Regions from separate parts of the Homo sapiens genome. Here regions 1 and 3 are each linked to region 2. A link is a contact called in ENCODE Hi-C or POLR2A ChIA-PET data. All regions are on one chromosome and are shown on one strand. The core of a region is the stretch at or near the end of the contact, and the rest is flanking DNA. Distances in the headings are between cores, read along the strand shown.

Region 1 (4,199 bases), core at 1,633-4,132, 2.8 Mb after region 2:
TGGAGTGACCTGGAATTCTGATGTAGGTAAGGGATTCAGAAGGATTATGTTTAGATTAATTTTTCTGCAGAGTTCTCCAGCAGAGTCCTAATCAAAAATTGGTGGTGGTGGCGGTGGCAGTGGCAGCAGCATTAAACACAACAAAGGCAGAACGGATCCTTATTTGCATCATTCAGTCCAGTGGGTGCCGTTAGCTACCATCCTAGAGTGGGTGTGGAATAAATTATATGTATAAAATTTTTTTGAGAAGAGGAGGATGAGCTGGTCACATGTGGCATTTTCTCCCATGTTGAAATAACATGAGATGGAGAACATTGTGTGTTGATGTCTATCTACAAGTTGATTTTTGTCTTAAGATAAGCAGAGCCTCCCTACAACAGGCCCTGAGTACTGCATCACCTTCCTCCAGTTTGAAAAACTGACGGGGGTTCTTACCAGTCTTTGTTAATTCCTGTCTCCGGAAAGAATGGTTGGTAAAGGCACATCCGTATTCTGACATGTTGAGAAAGAAAGGATACATGCTTGGGAACAGAAGTTGAGGCTGTAAATTGTTGGTGGTCTTACTAGTATTGGGAGGCTGTTTTATCCCTGGCATCTAGCTGCTTGTATGGACGCTGGGGTTCTAGAAATAAGTTTTTACTCCTTTGGCTATAATGAGCTGGGCATTATCATTAACTAGAAGGCTGGATTGGAAAGGTTTGGGAAGCAAAGGTCCTTCTGACATTCAACGCATCTTCCTTTCTGGTCTTTTTTGGAGCAGATTTTTCTTCTGTGCTCTCTAGGAAGCTGATGTGGTTCCTGTCCTCCAACTGACCAGTACCTAGAATGTCAACAGAATGACTCATGTCCCCAACATCCTGTCCTTGTTCTGGAGAAAGGGAACTGTTTGCCTTTGGAAAACACAGTGCTTACCTCTGGAAAAACCCCAAAGCAAGCATAGCTTCAACACAGTTTTCCTTAAAGCTCTTGTGATGTCTTGTGATTTTTTTTCCTTGTGACTTTTTGTAATGAAAGTGTTGGTTTTCCTGTGTCTACCTTGCGTGCCAGGTGGTTGAGAATTAGGGAGCTTTAGGTGTTGGAAAGGACCCTAGAGACCAACTGGTCCAACTCCTCTTTATGGTTTTAGAAACAAAGGCCAAGTTGAAGTAAAGTGACTTGAGATCTAGAAACTGGTCAGTGATAATCAGGACTAATTAGTACCTGGGTCTCCTGATTCCTGGTTCTGGGTCTTTGATTTTTATGGTTTGCAGTAGGTTTTTGAACAGTTCACTTGGCTGCCTTATTGGAAGTTCTATCTATGCAGAATGATATTGATATGGGTGGATATTTAAAACTACATATATTATAACATAGTAAAGTCTTTAAGAATACATGATATACATTGAGTTGTTATTCAGAAGCTAGGGGGATGTAGAAGAGTAAGAATTCTTCTGATTTTCAGGACATTCTGTCATAATTTAGCCTTAAGACAGATTTTGGGCAAGGTATATATATCTCTTGTGACTACAAAAGGAGGCTGGATTAGATTAGTTTCATTTGTTGTTTCAGGCTCTGAAATGTTATGATTCCCTATGTCTATAAGTGTATGCTGCACATTTTTTTCCTTCAGTAGTAGAGAATGTCTGCAATGTGGTTAAATCCTTATTCTTTAATTCCAGTATTATAGAATATGGGTTCCATGTAATTTACATTCATGTTGTTTTTCTTGTCAAAGAGGGAACTGAGATAGTTATCTACTGTGTTCAGTAGCATTTTGAGTGGGGAGAGAGAGCTATAGTGTAAGCTTGAACTTGAGCAGACATTAGCACTCTGTTAGGTTACAATTGGTGTTAACAGTAGAGAAAAGAATCAGAGGAAGAGGAGGAAAGAGACTGGTGTGTGGGAGCTAAGGCCCATTATTTTGTTATGGGCTTCTTCCCCTTTTGAGTGACTTAAATGATGTGATTGAAGATATTTGATAGCTCCATCAAGATGGTAGTCTCAATTCCTTCTACAGCCCACACTTTCTCCTCCTAGATTTGAATTGTTATGATGGTAGCATAATTTTTGACAAATGATGTTTGTGTGGAAGTGTACCTTTTATCTGAGTTGAGTCATTGCTTTTGATATTATCACCTCCATTTTACAGATGAGCAAATTTAGTCTGAGAGAATGGTTAAATTTAGAATTTAACCATATGACCTTCCAGGCACCACGTACTGTTCCACTTTAAGTCTAAGACGTTTCATTTACATTTTGTTCTTACTGATTTAGAAAAGTTTATTGTTTTCATTTTCTCACATTACTTCCTGGTGCCTGGCATAGGACTATAACTGAAACATTTTTATAAATGATTTAAAGGTATTGAATGTGATGAACTGGAAAAGAAGAAAAAAGCTTCCTGAGTCACCCAGACTTCATCCTGGCTCTGTCACTTTGTAATCTTGAGAGGAAAGATTAACTTCTCTAAGCATCAGTTTTCCCACCTGAAAAAGTCAGGAAAATATTATTTTCCATACTGGGTTGCTGGGACGATTAGAAACCGAGCATCTGAAAACTCTTTGCACAGTGCTTAAGGTAATTAATGAGTGTTTGTCATTATACTTATGTTGATGTTAAATTAACATCTTAAAGAACTCTAAAATATTTTTCACTTTCTGTTTTTGTTTTTTTTTTCTTTCCCCCTGAAGCTTCAGAATGTCATTTCCTCTAAATGCCTGCCACCCTCAGGGAGTTCTAGTAATAGGGTGAACATAACATCAATGGAATATGAGGAGTTACTATTAGCAGATGCTATTTGTTTCCCTTTTCATTTCTTTTTTTACAGTCGTTTGGGAGAAACCCTTCCAGCCCTGGGCGATGCGGTGTGTCAGTGTCTGCCTTTCTGCCGACTCCTGACAGCGCCTCCCTTCAGGGGTGTGGGTGGAGCTCTTCATGCCTGCCCCTCCTGCTCACATTTCTCGGTTCACTGGAAAAGTCCCCAAATCTTTTTGTCTGCTCAGTTGTGGCCTAGTAGCCAGAGTGGCTCGTGCATTAAACGAAGAGGAACCTATGTTTCTTCTCTTTTCAGCATTTTGGCTGAATTTTGAATTTTTATCTGCCCCATTGAGTCTGTTGGCTCTGGCTGCTGCTGTACCAAGCCCTCTTTCTGGTGTTCATAAACCAATGAGAGTACAATTTCATGGCCTGGGTCAGGCTTGTTTGTTGGTTTCGTCTTAATTAGAAGCAAACCTCTTTGTCTTCCCTTTTCTTCATCTTCCAGGGAGAAATGGATTTTCTAGGCTGAGCAAATTAATCATAGTGGTGTCTAATAAAAAACAATCACCACTGCAGTACCTGGCACACAGTAGGTACTCAGTAGCTGAAAGAAACAGTTCCTGTAGCTCTTCCAAGGTATCCAGCATTTTGTGCAGGTAGGCTGGGGGCTGCTGAAGGATCTGTTTGTGAAAGACGAGAATTAGCTTAAGTAACTTGGGTTGGAAAAGTCACTCTGCCTTCTGAGTGACATATGGGGGCTGGAAGGTGGCAGAGAACAGGGTTGGAGAGTTTCTCTGGTAGGTGGATTAGTGTTGTTCCCAGCTCAGAATAAGGTACATATTTGAAAGTTACTTAACACAGAGCCTTGGATTCTGCCTGTAGGATAATAGATATTGAGTAGTTGTGATAAGTAATCATATGTAGCACTTAGGTCTTTTTATCTTCAAAGAACTTTTTTAAAAAAAACACTTTTAAACACAATGAATTCTACCTTGTATCTTTATCGTAGCCCTAATGTTCTCTTCTGTGTCTTTGTCGTATTATGTTTCTTAGGACAAGTGAGTAAGCTTTGTCAATTGGTTTATAAAACATTTATGCATTTAAAGCTTCCAGGGAGTGAGAATTGAAATTACAGTATCTGGGGCTTCATATTTGCTGGCAAACTGCTGGCTTAGCATTTTCTTCCCTCTTGTCTGTTTTTCCCAAGCTATAGCAGAGATTAAATGAAATTTAGGAATTGTGTGTGAGATTTTGTTTCTCCTTGAAATACAGATGCTCCTAGACTTACGGGTTTTTTTTTGCCCTGATAAACCCATTGTAAGTTGAAAATATTGACAATATTGTAAGTCAAAAATGCATTTAATATAGCTACCCTATGAAACATCCTAGCCTAGACTACCTTAAACATGCTGAGAACACTGACATTAGCCTATAGTTGGCAAAACCATCTAACACAAAGCCTA
Region 2 (3,698 bases), core at 130-2,629:
TTTGAAAGTACCACATACTTCTTTTACAGCATTCTCTTTCTGTGCAGGTTATGGGCAGGCAAAAATTCACCATAGAACTTGGCCAAGACTAGTAATCTATTCTTATGACTTGTCTCTATAGTCACACTTTAGACTTAATATACCATGTTCAATTACAGAAATAGCATCCTGGCTAAATGCTGCCATATAAATCTTCCTAGCACACAGCTCTAAGTGAATAATCACAATTTAAAGAATGAAGTCTAAATTACTGAGTTCGGCATTCAAGGCTCTCATTTACTTGGTACCAACCTCACAATTCAACCTTATCTCCCACTTATCTCTTTCATGCAGCTTACATTCAGGTTGGCAGGCAGCAGTCACTTTTCAGTTTTTCAAAGGGGTAGGCGGGTTGGGGAGTTCTTTGAATATACCTTCCTGTCCTTCCCGCTCATATTTTAGACTATACAAATCCCACCTATCTTTCAAACCTCAAGTTAAATGTTTCCCTCATGAAGTGATCCCAAACTCCTCTCCACAAAGACTTGAATCTGCATTGCACCTTCGTGTAGGTTCTAAAAAAAATTATTACTTTATACTTTAATTGTAGCTGTTTTTATATATGTCTTATGACCGCTACATATGAATTCTATAGATAGGATGTGTCTAATCACTGCAAAGTTACAGTCAATAAATATCTCTGGTGTGTGAGAGTATCTCCTATTCTTATTTTGTAGGATTTAGAAGGTCACTTCCAATATGGAAACTGTTTTAAAAAAAAGAAAAAAAGATTAAAAAAACCCTTCAGTTTAGCTAACCCAAAAGCTAAAAAAGGGCCTAAACATAGATTCTAATATTTACTGAAACGCTGTATTTAAAAAATACCGAAAGGGTGCTTGAATTTCCACATCTGTACAAATGAAATTGTATAAATAAGTGTATTTGCAGTGCAAAGAATGCTACCATCTTCAAAGCATAACATAATTTCACACCACTTGCTTCCCTTGACATTTTTGATACATTATATCTAACACTATACCACCCAATGCCATCATAATTAAACCCGTTCTTTCATTCCTAACATTCCCAAACGAGTTTACTATGCTGATTCTTAAGAGATAATTTACTCACATTGGCCATCTCCGCTGGAGAAGATAGTTCGCAAAATAGCTTTCCTTTGGTAAAGTTATTTCTGGGAAAGAACACAACAAAACAGACGAGTGATCGATTAAACTCTAACAACAGACAACTGAGGTAACGTCCACTCTTCGAAGGTGTGTCGTCCACCACGTCAGGACCAAAGTCCAAGCTCTCCCCGTACCCTAAGGAGGCCAGAACTCGCCCCCATGCCAGGCACAGATCCCCCAGCCCGGAGCCGGCAGTGCAGCTCAGAGCCCTTCCGGTTTACAGCCGCGGAAAAACAACTCGGACCAGATCCGGGAGGGGAATGGGGGCTGGGTGGCCAAAATTCAGTCCAGAGGATCGAAGCGGCTGCTTTAACAGAAGTTGGGGCTGCGTAACAACAGCTCCAAGCAAAGCTTCAGGCTGATCGGAAAGATGAGGAAGCAGAAAAGAGACTAAAGACAGACGGACAGGATGGCTGGGGACAACGACAGGGACCCAGTGAAAATACGGGCAATACCGAGGGCTGTAACCCTAACACGGGCAAATTTGGAGGGGCTAACATGGGCGGAAACCATCCGTACCAGTCACCACCACTGTCTCCAGCTGTCCCAGAACCGGACTCTTCCTGCCATCAAAATGGCGGCGGCGACGGCAGCGGTGGTAGCACCTACGCTGGCGGTGAGCAGGCAAAGGAAGTTGCTTCCGAGCGCGTCGAAACGATGATGCGCACGCGCAAAGTAGGCCTACGTGGAGCCGACCTGCCATTGGGTAAACGCAAGGGAGGAGAAAAGGTGGGGCAGGGGTGATTTGGGTGGATGGATAGGAGGGCTTCCGACCTGCGTTAGGCGGGTCAGTTAATCTTCAGTAACTCCTTGATGCGTTTGATAGTCCTCCCAACTTAAGCCTTCCTTACTGCCTCCAGGAGATACAGTCTTCTGTTCTTTTTGTCATAGTTGTTTATTTTTCATGAATCGCTGTTTTTGAGCATAGGGCACTTACCTCTTTCTGTGTCCCCAGCCCTACCACAGTGCCAGGCTCTCAATATGCTCGATAAATATTAGGCGATTGATTTGTAAATCGTGTATCATTTTCATGTATCTAATACTTTTTTAAAAATTGATTAAAGCCCATAAGCCCATATTTTATTCCAGATGTCCTTAGTTTTCGACCTGGTATTCTTTTCCATTCCAGGATCCTGTCCGGAGTACATCACCATGTCTTCCAGGCTCCTCTGGACCGTGACCGTTTCTCAAACTTTCCTTGTTTTTGATAACCTTAATAGTTTTGAAGCGACTTATTGGTCATTTGGTCAAATGTCCTTCAATTGGGTTTTGCCTGTATTTTTCTCATGCATTAACTGAGGTTATGGGTTTTTCTTGAGTTAAGAGGTAAGGTAAAGTGATCTTCTCATCACATCACATCAAGGGTATATACTATCAACATGACTTATTACTGTTGATGCTAACCTTTATCACCATTATTACAGTGTCATACAGAAAAGTTTTATAGTTCTACAAAGATCCCCTTTGTTTCATCTAGTAAGCCCTTCCACCTCCCTATGTAGGGTTTGTCAGGTTTCTCCACTGTGAAGTTACTGTTTTTCTTTTCCTCTCCATACTATACTATTTGGAAGGACATCTCTCTGTGCAGCCCAAACTATAGGAATGGGAAATTGTTATACTCCACCTTTATGAGGACAGAATATCTTCATGAATTATTTGGAATTCTTCTGCATGGGAGATTTGTCTGTACTGCATTTATTTATGTATTCAATCATTTATGTCAGTATGGACTCATGGATATTTATTTTACATTTTGGGTTATAATCCAATACTACTTTATTTTGTTGTTCATATTGGTTCCAGCTTTGGCTATTGAGATTTCCTTTAGTTGGCATTTGTGTCTTTTTGACAAACCCTCCTCGTTTTATGTTTATTGATTTTTTTTCTTGAGCATTTTCTTAATTTCTATAAGTTGCTCCAGGCTCATCTTGTATATTCCCTGCCCCAATCCTAGAATCAGCTGCTTCCCCAAAAAGCCAAGGGTACTTTTAATGGAAAATGATATTAGAAATCAAGATTTGGACATTTGGGATGTTGTTGCTTCTAGACACTCTCAGCTGACAGAGCAAGGAAATATTTGTGGATATGCTAACCTGACTAAATACGCATATCTGTAAGTATTTATATATGTATCCATCTGTATCTTTGACAGCTACACAGGCGTTCTAGGTTCAAATACTAGAGCTGTTATCTTCAGTTCAATTCCAGCACCATATGGATCATTGCAGCCTTCTCCCCTTGCTTGTCTGTAGCCTTCCACTCCAGTGTGAGACACCTGGCTCTCATCATCTGCCATCCATTTACCTAATTGTTCAATTCCAGGTTACGTGTATAATGGATTCAGAACCGTCAACCCGTATTCAGAGTACATGTATAGTTGTTTCTGAACTGTTATCAGGTATACCTGTGAGAAACAGATTTACCAATTAGAGTACAATGCTTATGTATAGTTCTTTTGCTTTTAATCTTATAGATTCCACTTATTTTCAAAGTTACTGAAGTCAGCAGCCCTCCCTCCTACCTCTACCCGGC
Region 3 (4,202 bases), core at 343-2,842, 2.7 Mb after region 2:
GGTCAGAAATGTTTCACCTGGTCCGAACTGCTTTCTTTCTCTCTCATTTTCATTAGTTTGGAGTGTGTGTGTATCTAAACCGCCCTGCTTTTCTCTCAGATCAGTAACACATTTGCTATTAACTTTGATACAACACTGCTTTAGAAATACAGGTTACAGTTATTCAGAATTTTAAGTTGAATTTATTTATACTGTCTCCATTCTTTAAAGACTAGAAGTGGTTTAATAGAACATACATGATGTATTTGTGTGTATTTGTGTCATATGCTTTTGGAAAAAGTCACTTGTCAATTCCACAAATAGTTCTTGGGCGTCTACTATGTTTAAAGTATCTTGAAGTTTATAAAGATGAATGAAATGTCCTTGATTGAATCTTGGTGTACTACCTTGTCCAGAAACACTTGCTATTTACTAAAAGGATAACAACCTTACCTGCATATCAAAATCACCTGGGGAGCTTGTTGAAAATACACCGGCCCAGGCTTCGGCTCTCAGCTTAGGGAGATTCTGATAATACGCAGAGCCCAAGGTGTGTGTAGTTTTAACAAAAAGCTTCCCAAGCGAATCTGATACACATCTAGGATTAAGAAACACTGCTTTAAACTAAGAAAGGACTAACTGCAGAAGTTCAGCCACAAGTCAACCAGATGTATGCCCTTAACATTCACATGAGCAGTTGGCTAAAGTCTCTTATAAGGCTATTTCTATTTCCGAGGTTTCAGAACGGGTAGTTATAGTCTGAAATACACCCCAGAGGACAGAGTCAGGTCCAATCTTTTCTGTAAGACACCTTGCTCAAGACTGCTGTGAAGGAATAAGAGAGCTGCAGCCAAAGATCATCCCAAAGTCTCCCAGAACACTCTATCATTATATCCATCTCACATGAAATATGGGTGTGTACATTTTTTCCTTCACTAGATTGGCAAGTATTCCAGCGCAGGGCAAATCTCTTTTTTCTCCCACCAAGGAACACAATATCCCATACATAATAGGTGTTTGACAGGTTTTTTTTTTAAATTGAATTGAATCCTTACCTAGCTCCTAGGGTCTGACTATATATACCCATAAATTATACATCTGTTTATAAAACATTTCAATCACACCAAAGAACATATATATGGAAGAAAGAACGATAAACAAGCACCCATGGACCCACCCCCCCGTTTATGAAACAGAACTTTGCCAGTGCTTTCGAAGTTCCTTACTGAACTAGATCTTTTAAAAACAGCAACGATTTTCTGAATTTTAATCAGAAGGCATGCATTCCTTCATTCATTGATTCGATTCCGTCATGGTCAGACCCGCCTACCAAGTGTCAACATGATATACACGATGTAAGTATTCCACTGTTGGGGTGAGGAGGGTCAAAAGTGACAATATGCTATCTCCAGAGACTACGGATCGCCTTTGCTGCAAATGGTCCCAACCCGGCCTGGCGCTCTAGAGCAGGCGTGGTTTCTGCGCGCGGACACTTTGGAGAGAAACTACGCGTCCCGGCAGTCCGCGGGGCGAGTGGGCGGAGCCGGGCCGGGGGCGGGGGCCGGGCGCCGGGCGAGAGGTGGCATTGTGTAGGGGAGCGCGGAGCTGCATTTGTCTGCTCCAGGTGCTAGCCAGGCAGGCGCAGCCGTGGCCGGCTAGGGCTGGAAGTGTCAGCGGCGGCCGCGGGCCCGGCAGAAGGCCGAGTAGGAGGGACCACGCGCCGGGGGCCGCGATCTCTGGCAGGGGGCGGTGTGCCAGCGGAGCACCATGCACATAGGCGCCCAGCGCCCCAACTACCCCTCCCGAGGAAAAGAGGCCGGGGCCGCGCTGGGGCGGCGGAGAGCATGAGGGAGGCCGGGGGGCGGCTCGGCTTGGAGCGCTGCTAGGGAGCGGTGCGCGCCGCACACCCGCCTGGGCGCGGCGGAGGGCGGGGAGCCGGGCAGGTCGCGCCTGCGGGCGGCAGCCGACCGCCGGGAGCTGTTCTGATTTCCGACGCGCACGCTAGGGGCCCGGAGCAGCCCCCGGCCCCGGCGCGCCGCCGACATGGGCAACGCAGGGAGCATGGATTCGCAGCAGACCGATTTCAGGGCGCACAACGTGCCTTTGAAGCTGCCGATGCCAGAGCCAGGTGAACTGGAGGAGCGATTTGCCATCGTGCTGGTAAGTGCGCGGCGGCGGTCGGGCGCGGGGACCCGGGGCCCCGGGCCGGGCGGCGCAGCTGACCCCCGCCCCTCCCCTTCACCCCGTGCCGGGAGCGAGCCTCCATTCCCGAGGGGGAGGCTCCCGCTTTCCCCTTTGTGGCCCCCCAGCACTCCTCTTCACCCCCCTGGCAGTCCCCCGCGCTCAGTCTCTCGGGGTCCCGGGATGGGGATGGGGGCTCAGGGCCGGCTGCCCAACCAGCCTCGAACCCATTGTCTGGCTGGAGAGGCACCTCACGGCGCGTGTGCCCGGGAGGTGCGGCGTGGGCGTGAAGAGAAGGTGGCGCGGGCTGGGAGGAGGAGGTGGCGAGCCGCTTAGGCTTTTTTTTTAAAAAAAACAAAACAAAACAAAACAAAACAAAACACCCTGAGCCCCTGCGGACCATCCCTCGGGCGGCCAGCCCGGGACCTGCGAAGTCCCCGGCAGATGGGGCGCATGTGGCCGGCCGCGGGCGCCGCGCCGGGCGGTGAGCGGAGGCGAACTTGGAGGGCTCACGTCGCGGCTTGGCCAAGGGGAGCTTCCCCGAAAGGGAAAGCGGAGACCCACAGCAGTGCGGCGCCCCGGCCCTTGGCGAGGAGCAGGGGCATCTGAAACCCAGGCCGGGGAGAACCTCAGCGCGTTCCCTCTAGACTTAAATCTTAAACCACAAAAATGTGGAGTTTTGCGGGGACGTGTTGCGAGCTGTCCTGACTGCACGGGCGACCCCTCCCCTCCTCTTGCACGCCCAGCCAGGTCCCCCGCTCCCTCCTGCATTCCGCTTCTCCCAGCTTTCCAGCTCCTCAAATCCAGGACTCTGAAAACTCCCCTCTTTCTCCCTTTCCTGCTGGGACAGTGTCTGGGCCCCTCCCAGCCGAGGCTTGTGCTGTGAGCTGCAGAGGGTGTGGCGGCTTGCCCCAGCCAGGATCTGGACTGCTGTTGGTCCCCCAGACTACCAGTTTTAGTGTCCCAGCCTCTTCTAAGGGATGTTGGGAGGGACACACACAGGCGAGATTGGGCTCATTCCTACTCCTGACACTTGGACACTTCTCTTTTCCTAGTTGGTTACCTCTAAACTCCACAAGACTAGGCAGCAAGGGAAACTCGTGATCCGGGCAGCCAACGATTGTGCCTGCCTGCGGGTTTTCTTTTCTTCTTTTGTTTTCATGAAAACTTAGAACTTTGGCAGAGGACTCGAGTTCTAGATCAAAAATCGGTTTTCTGAGGTGTGCTCAGCTACAGGACGTTCAAATTGCCTGCCTTCAGGCCTTGAAAAAGGAATGGTTTGGTATGGGAAGTGATGTTCTGGATGGCAGGTTAGCTGTGTGCTCTTTGGGAGAACTGAGCTCTCTCTCCCGCCACCTGGAAACTCTGGTGTGGCCGTCGGGGAGACAGATGAGGTTGCTTGTGTTGCTTTGCATCTCCTGTGATCTCCCACAGCTGCTCCCACCGTTGTGCAAGATGGGACACTGAAATGAAACGGCCTAGGCATAACTCTCAAGGCGGCCTGGGTGCATACTTGACCTGCTTTTCCAGAGACAAACGTTTTTCTTCAAAACCCTCTTCCTACTAGACATATGGTTCTTACCTCCTGGCTCTGGCTTTTTTTCCTCCTGGCTCTGGCTTTTTTGTTTTTCCATCCATGCTGTGGTGCTCTGTGTGTGTGTGTGTGTGTGTGTGTGTGTGTGTCTGAATACTTGTGGTGGAGGAGCCAGTGACACAGGGAAACCAGTGCAGCAGCCATAATAATAACAATAATGCAATTAAGTTCTGCTTGACTAGGATAGCATTTTTTTTTGCTTGAGCTTTCATTTACCCTGCTGATTAATAACACATGGTGTGAATTAATCTTTAGAAAAATAATGTCCCATCATTAACATGGTGGATTTGTGTTCTTGTTAAGGCTAGCAGTTGCAAATATAGTATTTAGACAATTATGATTGTACATCCCAAGCTTCTTGGGGCAGGGTTGTTGTGGCTACTTTTACACTACTGTGTGTCGCAGTTACTGGGTGCAATTCCTTTTAAAATTGTTTACAATATTCTAA

What was found. Hi-C counts contacts between places; a loop is a spot of excess contacts on that map. ChIA-PET counts read pairs that join two places held with the same protein, here RNA polymerase II (POLR2A). Pooled maps may share reads with other maps.
Region 1: a map of naive thymus-derived CD4-positive, alpha-beta T cell shows a loop between it and region 2 (16-fold over the local background). The contact joins the enhancer-like site here to the promoter of MMADHC-DT in region 2. A Hi-C loop is called at or near these places in 1 of 168 maps with a recorded cell type or tissue (naive thymus-derived CD4-positive, alpha-beta T cell) and 3 of 50 pooled maps. POLR2A ChIA-PET finds 5 or more read pairs at or near these places in 1 of 52 experiments (activated CD4-positive, alpha-beta T cell).
Region 3: a map of naive thymus-derived CD4-positive, alpha-beta T cell shows a loop between it and region 2 (7-fold over the local background). The contact joins the promoter of FMNL2 here to the promoter of MMADHC-DT in region 2. A Hi-C loop is called at or near these places in 1 of 168 maps with a recorded cell type or tissue (naive thymus-derived CD4-positive, alpha-beta T cell), 1 of 37 single-sample maps with no recorded cell type and 7 of 50 pooled maps.

The regions. Positions count from the first base shown.
Region 1 is chr2:152,404,554-152,408,752 of GRCh38, forward strand. All of the region lies in intron 1 of FMNL2 (formin like 2), which reads left to right. Among named protein-coding and RNA genes, the nearest start is that of FMNL2, 71 kb to the left of the region's middle. RefSeq lists an enhancer at 722-1,016. Within about 2 kb of position 2,883, at least 21 of the 41 ENCODE cell types and tissues checked have a DNase peak (open chromatin) inside an H3K27ac peak, as active enhancers do.
Region 2 is chr2:149,585,979-149,589,676 of GRCh38, forward strand. It overlaps MMADHC-DT (MMADHC divergent transcript), which reads left to right and starts at 1,380. Exons shown (of 3, transcript NR_110240.1): 1 at 1,380-1,872. MMADHC (metabolism of cobalamin associated D) reads right to left here and starts at 1,797. Exons shown (of 8, transcript NM_015702.3): 1 at 1,686-1,797; 2 at 1,111-1,171. The coding sequence starts at 1,119. RefSeq lists enhancers at 1,008-2,207, 1,524-1,843.
Region 3 is chr2:152,333,582-152,337,783 of GRCh38, forward strand. FMNL2 (formin like 2) reads left to right here and starts at 1,593. Exons shown (of 26, transcript NM_052905.4): 1 at 1,593-2,139. The coding sequence starts at 2,023. RefSeq lists silencers at 1,393-2,042, 2,553-2,652.